Linked DNA regions of Homo sapiens: region 2 is linked to region 1. Evidence: chromatin contacts called from ENCODE Hi-C data. All regions are on one chromosome and are shown on one strand. Each heading gives the region's core, a stretch centred on a gene start or an enhancer-like site at or near the end of the contact. The rest is flanking DNA. Distances are from core to core; before and after follow the strand shown. Region 1 has its middle 6.2 kb from the start of LINCMD1. Region 2 overlaps TRAM2 (translocation associated membrane protein 2).

What was found. A loop is a pair of places that touch in the nucleus more often than their neighbours do. Pooled maps may share reads with other maps.
Region 2: a pooled map shows a loop between it and region 1 (6-fold over the local background). The contact joins two enhancer-like sites. A Hi-C loop is called at or near these places in 5 of 37 single-sample maps with no recorded cell type and 7 of 50 pooled maps.

The regions. Positions count from the first base shown.
Region 1 is chr6:52,154,558-52,159,938 of GRCh38, forward strand. No RefSeq gene overlaps it. Among named protein-coding and RNA genes, the nearest start is that of LINCMD1, 6.2 kb to the left of the region's middle. RefSeq lists an enhancer at 1,834-1,883. Within about 2 kb of position 1,579, at least 3 of the 41 ENCODE cell types and tissues checked have a DNase peak (open chromatin) inside an H3K27ac peak, as active enhancers do.
Region 2 is chr6:52,535,031-52,540,615 of GRCh38, forward strand. TRAM2 (translocation associated membrane protein 2) reads right to left here. Exons shown (of 11, transcript NM_012288.4): 2 at 753-816. Among named protein-coding and RNA genes, the nearest start is that of TRAM2, 39 kb to the right of the region's middle. RefSeq lists enhancers at 1,940-1,989, 2,170-2,259, 2,510-2,569. Within about 2 kb of position 1,686, at least 3 of the 41 ENCODE cell types and tissues checked have a DNase peak (open chromatin) inside an H3K27ac peak, as active enhancers do.

The DNA of each region.
Region 1 (5,381 bases), core at 329-2,828:
CAGGGAGAGCTGGGGGAAGGGTCGGTGGGGTCACCTTAGACACTATGTCATCCAAGACCCCGTGTGGTCCCTGCTCTGACCATCCTGTATGCCAAGGAAACATGCTCCATGCACATTCTTGACAGAACCTTGTCCTGAACACGCTCCTTTATGCCCCACATAAACCCCCCCCTACTGCTGTGTAAACCCATTTCCTCTTGAATTTTCCTCTGGGGAAACTAAGAATAGCTGCATTTTCATCCACCCCAAAATAATTTTCAGTTCTTTCTTCATAGAAGGCCAATAAGTGGGTCTCAGGTACTTAGAGTTTTCAACCAAAATATCAGGAATTATTGTTCTCTTAATAGAAAAAAGTATTATAAACAGGAATTACACTTATGAAACCACACTTCCAAGATACAGAAGCCGATGTACTCACAGCCAAATTTCCTGACATTCCACAGCTTGACTCACCGGACCACACCCAGGTATTAGGTTGGTGCAAAAGTAATTGCATTGTTGCAGTTACAATTACTTTTGCACCAACCTAATAGTCTCTTCACAAAAAATGTAAATTATTTTATAGATAGAAACAGAACCAATATATATGAATATATAAGTACATATTCACATATATGTGCATACACACACACACACACACACACACACACACACACACGGAGAGACAGAGAAACAGAAACAGATTTATTGCAGGGAATTGGCTCATGTGACTACGGAAGCTGACAAGTCCCAAAATCTGCAGGAAGCTGAAGACCCAGGAGATCCAATGATGTAATTCCAGCCCAACGTTAGTCAAGCAGGACGAATTTTCTCTTACTCAGGGGAGCATCAACATTTTTTACCTGTTTGGGCCTTAATTTTACTGGATGAGGCCCACCCACATTATGAGGGCAATCTGCATTACTCAGTCCACCAATTTAAACATTCATCTCATCCCTCTCAGAAACACCCAGATTAACACTTGACCAAACATCGGTGCACTCTGTAGCCAGTCACGTTGACACATTAACCATCACAACAGGCTTGTCTTCCAGTTAGTCCAAAAGACAGAATCGTTTCTGTTTTCTCATAACTCCAAGAGGGGGAAAAAAAGTCTATGTGAGAGAATAAAAAACTTCATGTATCTTTAATGTTGCTATTTAAAATTTCCCTCTCTTTGCTCATATTAGCCCGAGTATCTAAAATTTTATTGTGGCCATTTTGACACAGCTGTTTGGACCCCAGTGATTTGGACATTTACACGCATTTCATGTCTTTTTAAAAACAAACCACTAACTTTTCAACTTTTCCTTATTATCAAGTTACATATATGGCCACATTACCTCTCTCTGAGCCTCAATGCACCGCAGATCTCACTCCATCCCCAGACTTCCTCCAATCCCAAATTTTTACCTGCCTCTCTGGGGTTGGTTGCAGAGGAGGCATGCAGTGAAGGTAGTGTGGGCAGATTACCTGAGCTTGCTTTTTATAAAAAAAGCTAAAGACCCATGCCTCCTTTTTCAGTTCTCATTGAAATAGACCAGTAGCAACATTACAATGGCTTTTAAAAATATCCCTTCAGTCATCACACACAAAACCGCAGGTACTCAGGAAGTGCCTGGAGGAACAGGTTTCAGTGGTGTTTGACAGCCCTTAGAGGGCAATCAAATTGTGACCAGTGGCATCCTCTAAGTAATGTGCACATTTCCTGCCTTTGTGGGCTTTGTGGTGAAGGACCATTGGTCAGAGAGATTCCACCCAGTGGCCTAAGCTCACAACAATGCCCTTGTAACTGCTTGACCCTGCTTGGCTCAGCTGTTTCGCATATGTGAAAGCCCTCATGGCCTCTGTCTCCTCTTCCCACTTCCCCCAGCCCCCGTCATTCCACATCCTCTTCCAGAACCAGCAACTGTGGGCACCTTGGAGAACTGGAAAAATGCCACCCCAATAAAACAACCACCTGTTGACCAGCTTTTCCTGGGCTTCAACCTCCCTAACCAAGGACACTCAGTAAAACGTGTTGGCCCGAGTGACCCACTGTTCTACCTGACTTACCCAAACTGGAATGTCCCACAGCAGCAAGGGGCACCCACAAAAATAAAGCACTTTCATTTACAATGGAGAAAAGCTCTCTTCCCTGCCTGTGGCAGTGGACAGCACTCACCCTGCCTGCAAACACACACACACACACACACACACACACACACGTGTAGGGTAAAGAAAGAAAATCCAGAGAAGGAAAGAGAAAAGGAGTCCTTTTAAAAATAAGCTTCTTATATTACAGACATTCCTCTGGCTCCCGGCATTTCCAAGTGGCAAATGGCACTTCTCGGCACTCTCTACTGAAGCTCATCATTGTGTTTTATTCATCACCACACATACATGTGCAAGGATTGAGTGTGCTGGGGCATGAGGGTATGAGAGGGGGTGAAAAAGAGTGGAGAAAGAAGGATGGAGGAGAGTATGGTGGAAAAAGAAAGGTTTTATTAAAAATACCGAAAGCAAATACTGCATTCCTGAACCGTATATTTTCCAAAAAACTAGTTGCATGTTGGCAAGTAGCATCTTTTTATTTAATCCACAGAATGCTTTTCAATGAAGAAAAAGGAATCCAAAACAGTCCCAAGGGGAATTGGCTTGAAGAATTATCAAGAGGCAAACATTTAGAACACAAAAACCCAGTGGAGAGTGTAAACACTAAAAAAATTCTCTGTGTGTTACTAGTTTCAAGTATGTCTCTTTGTTATCTTATTTTCCTCTCTCACTTCTCTTTGTCCCTCCCTGCCTCCATCTCATTGGGTCTCCCTGGGAGGCCCTGCCTTCATTGTGTACATCATAACGAGTCACAATATCATCAGACTGGGCCGAATCTCTGAGCATCACCCTCAGGAGGGAGCCTTGGTTCCCTCAGTCCCAGGGACCCCACCTAGCCCAGTCCCTCAATCATTTGCAAGAATGTCGCTGAGTCCTTCCAGCCAGAGCTGCCAAGCTTCAAACTGCTAAAATAGTGGAGGAACTGAGCCAACAAACTTCCCTCTGCATCAGCTTTAGGTGGGAGTAGGGGGAGGTAAATAAAACCAGACTAGGAAAAAGCCAAGAGCATCCGGGAGAGCTGACATGACCATGAGCTGGAGCCTGTGTAGAGCACCCTATTTCCACGGAACTCACCCAGCATGTGTTGGTCATCATTTATGCCACTCCTACTTCCCCCAAAGAACACAGACTGTAGACACTTGGTATTACAGTTTTGACTCTTCATCAGTGACTCCAAAAGCCCATGACGTAGTCATTTATAATTTAACTAAAACAGAAATCTGTGCTCCCTCTGAGGCTGTTGTGTAGAAGTGAGTCATTTAGGAAGTGAGTGAGTCCCAACACGCTGCCCTGCATCTGCCTCTCAGCTTTAAGGTTCTCATTTCATTCACCATTTCATTTAATCCTGATAAAAACCTAGCAGATGGCTGTCTTTATCTCCATGTTGAAGATGATGAGCTGGCAAAATCAAATGCTACAATCAGGTACTTGAGATTTAGATAGTCTCAAAGATTTTAGAGCTCTTAATAACAGAGAGTCAGAGTATGGTCTGAAATAAGTACATGAGAGAAGAACCCAGAACTTGGGAAAAGATGGTCACTGCTGTCAGGCATTAAACCTAGCCATGAGCTTCCTGGCAGCCAAGGCAAGGAGGAAATACAAAAATGTTCAACCAACTAAGTAGCTTACCATTTCAGTCTTTATGATATTGCTTACTGAATCATCTATATTTGGTTGGTTGTTAGATAGAGACATGCTGAAAAACACTTCTTCAAAGAGTCAGGGCCCATCAGAGTTTGAGCTTTTGTCTCATGGGTCAGTTCCCTCACTGGAATCCAAGTGACAAAACTCACCATTCACCTCATACTAACATATCAGTGCTACTAAAACATGTGTTGTCATCAGTGAAATTATTTACTTCAAAGGTTTATCAAAAAGGGACTACTTCTTAGGGTTGTTTTTATTTTTAAAAAAATTACAAAATGGTGCTAAATGTACCCCAAAAAAATGCCTCAATGGATGGCCAAGAAAAGAAACAAGAGAATGCACTAGTAGCCAGCAGGCCAAATGATCATAAAAATTTCCAAGGACCATATTCTTCTTATTAATATGTTTTTCTTATAAATGTATTTGTTATAAATATAATAATAAAACAAGAATATTGAATGAACATAAATGGTAATCTAAAACTACCAAGAGCCCTCTACAGGTGAAAGCTACCAAAACAGAGTTAATACTCACTTTAAAGATTGTCCAGAAAATAGAAAAAGAGAAAACGCTACCCAATCCATTTTAGGAGACTAGTGTAATCTTCATTCTGAAACCATTTACAAACTATACAAACAAGAAGATTTTTCTCTCATTCGTAGTTTTGAATATGAATGTGATCACCCTGGGTAGAATACTTGCTGATCAAATCCAAAGAGTAATAGATAATAACATATCATGATCAAGAAGACTTCCTCCCTCAAGAAATACAATAGTTCATTTTTAAAATCTGTTAATCTACCACACCAATAGATTAAAAGAGCAAAATCATCTCATTATTTCAATAGGTGCAGAAAAGGCATCTGATAAATTTCATCAACTATTTATAACTTTTAAAACAACTCTTAACAAACTAAGTTGATATTTCAAGTTGGTAAAAGTTATACACCAGAAATTAGGAGCAAACAACACTTCATAGAGAAACTTTGATGCATTTTCTTTAAGATCAGGAACAACGTAAATAATCCCCCCCAACACACACACACCCACTACTGTTTCAAACATGGAATTAGAAGTCTCAAACAGTATTGGGTAGGGGAGAAAAGGAGAAAAGAGGTTTAAACATTGGAAAGGAAGATATAAAACTACCATTGTTTGTAGATGGTATGATTATCCCACAAATAAATACCAACAGAATCAACAGATAATCTATTAGAAAATAAAAAAATCAAAAAGAGAATTCAGCACAGTGGATGGATACAAGATTGGGCATTAAAAAAAGCAATAGCATTTCTTTAACATCAGCAATAACCAACTGCAAAATACGTTTTGAAAATTAGATACCATTTGGAGTTGTACCAAAACTATGCAGTATTTTAATTGAGAAGTTCTCTTTAAAGAAAACTTTTAAACCCAATAAGGGACACAGAGAATGATCTGAATACATGGAGAGGCATTCTTTGGACTGGATGGTTGATATCATATAGCAGACAATTCTTCCCATTAACCTGTATATTTAATGTAATCCCAAATGAAATTATATTTGAGTTACTTTTTTTAACAGACCAATTACATTTAGTCAGAAATTAATGAAATAATAAATGTCAAAAGCTGGTTAAGTCAACCTATAAAACAAGATAGGTATCTTGCCCTAATAGATA
Region 2 (5,585 bases), core at 436-2,935, 380 kb after region 1:
CTGAGGTTTGGTCCTTACCCCAACCCAGTCAGAGTGCAGCACCCTGGGCCCCAACCATGCTTCCATGCACTATCAAAACGCAACATCCTGCCCATTCTCCTCTGAAAATGTTAAAAGGAAGCCATGCTCTGGAGAACAGATCAATGGTCATGATGCCTCACATCCTGTCTCCAACAGAACTCAATGTTAGATGCTTTGGAGAAAGGAGTAGGAGCTGCACAAAGCACCACGTGGTGCAGCAGGTCCTCTTCTGATGAAGAAGACAGAGAGCAGAAGAGAGGGAAGTTCTTAGCGGTTAATGCTGCACCACTGCAATCTCAGTGGTGGAGGCTGCCAGAGGCTGGTTGAAATATCTAAAAAGATTGTACACAGCTAGGCGTGGTGGCTCATGCCTGTAATCCCAGCACTTTGGGAGGCCAAGGCAGGTAGATCACGAGGTCACGAGTTCGAGACCAGCCTGGCCAACATGGTGAAATTCCTTCACTACTAAGAGTACAAAAATTAGTAGGGCGTGGTGGCACACGCCTGTAATCCCAGCTACTTGTGAGGCTGAGGCAGGAGAACTGCTTGAACCTGGGATGTGGAGGTTGCAGTGAGCCAAGATTGTGCCACTGCACTCCAGTCTGGGTGACAGAGCAGAGACTCCGTCATGGGGGAAAAAAAAAAAATTGTACACAGATGGGGAAAAGGAAGCTTTCCAGGTCCTTCAGGGTTAACAGGGCCAGGAGAAGATGGAGACCAGTGATTCTTACCTGCTGTAGGCACGCTAATGTTATACTGAGGTAAAATAAATAGAAAGGCAGTCTTGGCTGTGACCTGTAAAACAAAGGAAAAGAGTTCCAGTTTAGCTTTTGGCCACATCAAAAGAAACAAGTGGAAGCTGCTAACCGCCCCTTTTACATCTTAGACCCTCAAACCTCTTGACTGAACGGTTCTGCCTAATGCAGAGTTAGCATTAGTTTTTGTTCTATTTTTCTTTAATGACATACCTCTCAATACCTGTACCCTGGGACTCAGATGGTATCTAGACTGGTACTCACTGCAGATGAGATGAAACAAGCTGTGCATGGCAGGACAGGAGCTCACAAGTGAATAGTACAAATTTGTCAGCCATTCGTTCATTCAGATATTTATCAGTTTAGTTCTGTGCATCAGCATTGTGGAAGACAGAAACTAATAAATAAAGTCACAACCTTCAAGAAGGTTAGGACCTAGCTGAGGTTTCCACAGCACTTTGGCTGCCTGTGCATTGGAGAGCAGCCCTGAAAGTCGACACCTGAGCTTCAGAAACAGAGAATTCCAGCTGCTAATTTCACATCTACCTTACTGGGAGGCATGGGGCCAGAAGTAACATCCCACATTCCTGGTTTGTTTATTTCAAAAACTGCCTTTAAAATCTTAGTTGTGCTGTGAAACAAAAAACTGTGGTTGCCACCTAGTTATGAATGGCCAAATCAGTACTGTGACAGTTTAGCCAGCAGGGGAGGGATGACAAAACCTGGGGGTTTGAAGGTTGGACTCAAGAATCGACTACCTGGGTTCAAATGCCAGCTCTGCCATTTTCTTGCTATGTATCTACCAGCAAGTAATCTTATACGCTGAGCCTCAGTCTGCTTGTCCATAAAATCAGGGGTGCTTGTAATACCTCAGCTAGTTTGGGTACTACAGACTGGTGTGGCGCTGGCCCAGCTGCTAGCGTTGTTCAAAGCTCCCCAGAGGTTTCGGATGTGCAGGTGGGCCTGAGAACCACCATCCACACTGTTCTGAAACCTGCAGCAAGGCCAGGTGAGGAGGCAGCCCAGGACCAGGCCTTTCCCAAGGGCCCTCTGGAGACACCTCGTCAATAAAGGGGTGCTGGTTCTTCTCTAACAGAGGTTTGAAGGATGCACATGTGAGGGATAGGGTGGAGGACAAACACACTGGACAGTGGCAAAGGCAGCATGGAAATGAGTGAATGATACATCACAGATGCCCTGTGTTGCCCAGACATGCCAGTGAGAGGTCACTATCCTCAGCTACCTCTAGAGACAACCCTCTCCTTTAAAGAGCAAATCTCCCCACTCCCCTGGTCAACAAGACCCATCCCATTCAGTGGGTGTCATTTACTCTGTACACAGAGATGCAGGACAAGACTTCTCGTGTCTTTGTGCTGCAGCCTTAGACATGTCCTATCAGGCTTGCAGGGAAAAACCCAAATGAGATTAGCTAAGAGGAGTGATAGAAAACACCAAGCCCTATCCGAATATACAGGTCTTCCTAATCCCCACCCTAAAACCTTATTACCTTTGGTCAAGACCTTTTTCAGTGTTCTCGACCTACCTTCCTGTCCAACTGCCTGTATTTTCTTTAGAACAGATGTGCTGGGTTTCAGCCAATATATTCTACTCACCACTTCCTTTGGGGAGTTTTAGCCACTCTCAGTTTGCGTCCTACCTTTCCTATACCCACCACCACACACACACAGCTCTCCTGATTAGAATCTCACACATCCCTTCATGACCCACCTCAATTGTAACCTCTGTGAAGCCATTCCCAGCTGTTCAAGGGGCATGATCTCTGCTTGCCGGATGCACTCTGTGTCATGCTCTGCTGTATTTATCATTTCCATACCCTTGTTCATAGTTCTCATCAGGCTCTCACCTCCTCCACAGTTCTCATCAGACTCCTCACAGTCCCACAGGCAGGGACTGTGCCGTCCCGTTCCCATTTATCCTCGCAGCCCCTCTTACGTAAGGAGCCCAGATGCACACAGTAAGTGCTCAGTAACGGCTCATTGCTTAAGATGAAAAATCAAAAGCCAAGTCAGCTTCACTCAGCTGTACTTATTCCCCCTCTGTCGTGGGAGCTGCCCCCAGTGCCATCATCCAGGCTGTCCTCTACCATCAACGGCCTTCTCTGTGAGACCTTTCCAGGCACTAAGCCACCTGAATCCAGCTCTGCCACAGAGCCCCTCCTGCCCACGCTAGCCATGTTGGCTCTCCCTCTCTGAACTCCACTCATATAGGTCATTCCTGGCCCAACCACCTAACACTTCATATTGTCTGACATGACTCCTCTGAAAATAAACCTCATCTTCTCAGCCTGAAATCCCTGTGAAGGAAGATCAGAGGAGTTGGAAGAAATGAGAGAAAGGAGGAGCCAGGAGAAAGCAGGCAGGCATAAACCAAACACTCTACCCTGCCTAGGCACATATCTCCCACTTGATTTCATTCAAGAAATGCACATGTCTTTTAGAGCACAGGGTGGAGACCTCTGTGGGGCTTGGGTTGTCTGCCATCCATTCTCCTCTCTTAATGGCACCAGGGTTTCCTGAGGGAAGCCTCTCTCCAGCTGTGTGTGGGCATAGGATGTGTGTGGGGTCACTACGGGGGATGGGAGGATGGAGGGGATAGACCCTCTCCTCAGGGCAGGAGCTGGGCCAACCGGACACCCTGCCCTGGGCTCTGGGTCTTGGGCGGGTATGAGGAGGTGCTGCTGGCCCCCACAGAGCCTCCTTCAGTTGGCCAGGGTCCACTTCTAGGACACATTATCATTCAATGGGAAGAGCACTGGTGTTCAACTCCGGCTGCACATTAGAATCCCTGGGGGAGCTTCTAAAATCTCTGTGCCTGAGCCACACCCCAGCCAATTAAACCAGACTCTTTGGGGCATGGGCATTTTGTCAAACTCCCCAGAGCATTCCAATGCGCTGCCAAGTCTGAGAACTTTTGCATTTTTTTTAAAGGAAGATAGACATCTGGTATGTGGGCTCTACATATATTCTTGCCCTCACCCAACATATACAGTTAACTGTCATCATTCACATGAATTATGTTCTCTCAAGTCACTGCAAACACTGAATTAGTGAACACTGAAACCTTGTTCCTGGGAGAAATACAGGGTTAGGTTCCTGCAAGCCTCTGGTCCCATTTTTGTCAACAGATCAATTCATAACCTTGTTTTATGTGTGTTTCTGTTTAAAGACACCTAATTTAACATATATTGTTGATTCATTAACATTGAATTCATGGCCAACAGCGCCATAACTCATGCCAGAATAAAGCTTGTCTAACCACATATGCTATCTCCATGAGGCACATCATAGTCATCCTACGCTTAGGATGCTAGACAGCACTTCTGCATGACAGTTGGGGGCCATTTTTAAATAGTGAAATCACCAAAAAGCAGCAGAAAAATGCAAAAAATGTGGCACTAAAGAGACTACGAAAAGGACATCTGTCTACAGGATGAGAGCCGGAACTGGAGGCAGAGTGTCGCCTTGTTTGGCCTCAACTGGGAATGTGAGTGTTGGGCAACCCAAAAGTGTTTGCAGCTCTGCACATCTCTGTGAATGACCAAAGAAGCTGATTTGGGGGTTACAAATAAATCTCAGCAAGTAAGCGAATTTGCAAAAACAAAATCCACAAATAATAAGGATCAAACGTATCAGGGAAAACCTGAACGTCAGCACCATGAGGGCCAAGATTTTTTTTCTTTTTTAACAACTGTATTCAGGTATAATTTACACAACAAAAAAAAAAAATCACCCATTTTAAGTGTACAGCTCTAAAGCATTTATCTTTATTTTTAAACTGTCTCTTCCTTGGGGAAACATAAGCTGTAGGAGCGTGGGGATCTGACCTGCCTTGATGATCTGACTTGCCTTGTTTGAGGTGCACATCCATGGATGGCTTCAAACTGCCCCAGAACAGAGCGGCACTCAGCAAATGCTTAAATGAACACAGTGACTAAGCAGGAGAGAGTCGGTGCTGTGCTCAGCTATCTGACCCTCATCCTGTCATCTGTCCACGATTATTCTTCTCTGTATGTCTTCTCTCTCTCGGTCTGTCCCAGAGCTGGGTGAATAGTAGGTTTCTCATAAATTCCTATTTGACAAACTCATACTGTAAGCAGCTATAATATTTAGTGACTACAGATGAATGCTTAACATGTTTTCTGAACATGATTCTGAGAGAACAGGATCTACGGCCATAATCATGACAAAAATACTAGATCCCAGTATTTTTCCATCCCTAGCCCCCCTGGTAGTAGCAGCAGAAACCATTCTAAAAAGTGCAACTTTCTCTGTAAACAGCCATGCTTGCTCCCACATTACCATATCTCAACAAGATGGTGTCAGTTTCCCTGGTTTATAGATGAAAAAGCCAAATTTGGGGCACAGAGAGATAAAGTAGCCTCCCGAGACCTCACAACTATACAAGCAGAAAAGGCAACATTCAACTTGATTTTTTAAAAACCTTGTCCCAAAAACAAACTTAGGAGGCACACAATACTGCACATAGAATAGAATGGTAATGTAAAATGGAAGCAGGAAAGAACACAAAAAATATGCATTTTAGGCAAAGAAAAGAAGCAAGGAATGAGGCTGATCCACAAAAATGCATTCCAGGAAGTCCTACTCATTGGCTAAAGGTGGCCAGAAATTTGGCTCCAAGCTTTTCTGCAGCCACCTGAAGGAGTGATCAGCTTCTAGATTGACCACATCCATCCATTAAAAAAGCAAAAAGCACTAGTCAAGAGCAGACTTACTTCTTCAGCCTTCTTCTGTGCCTTAAAAGGTCCTTTAGCACCCCAAGTCTTCACTC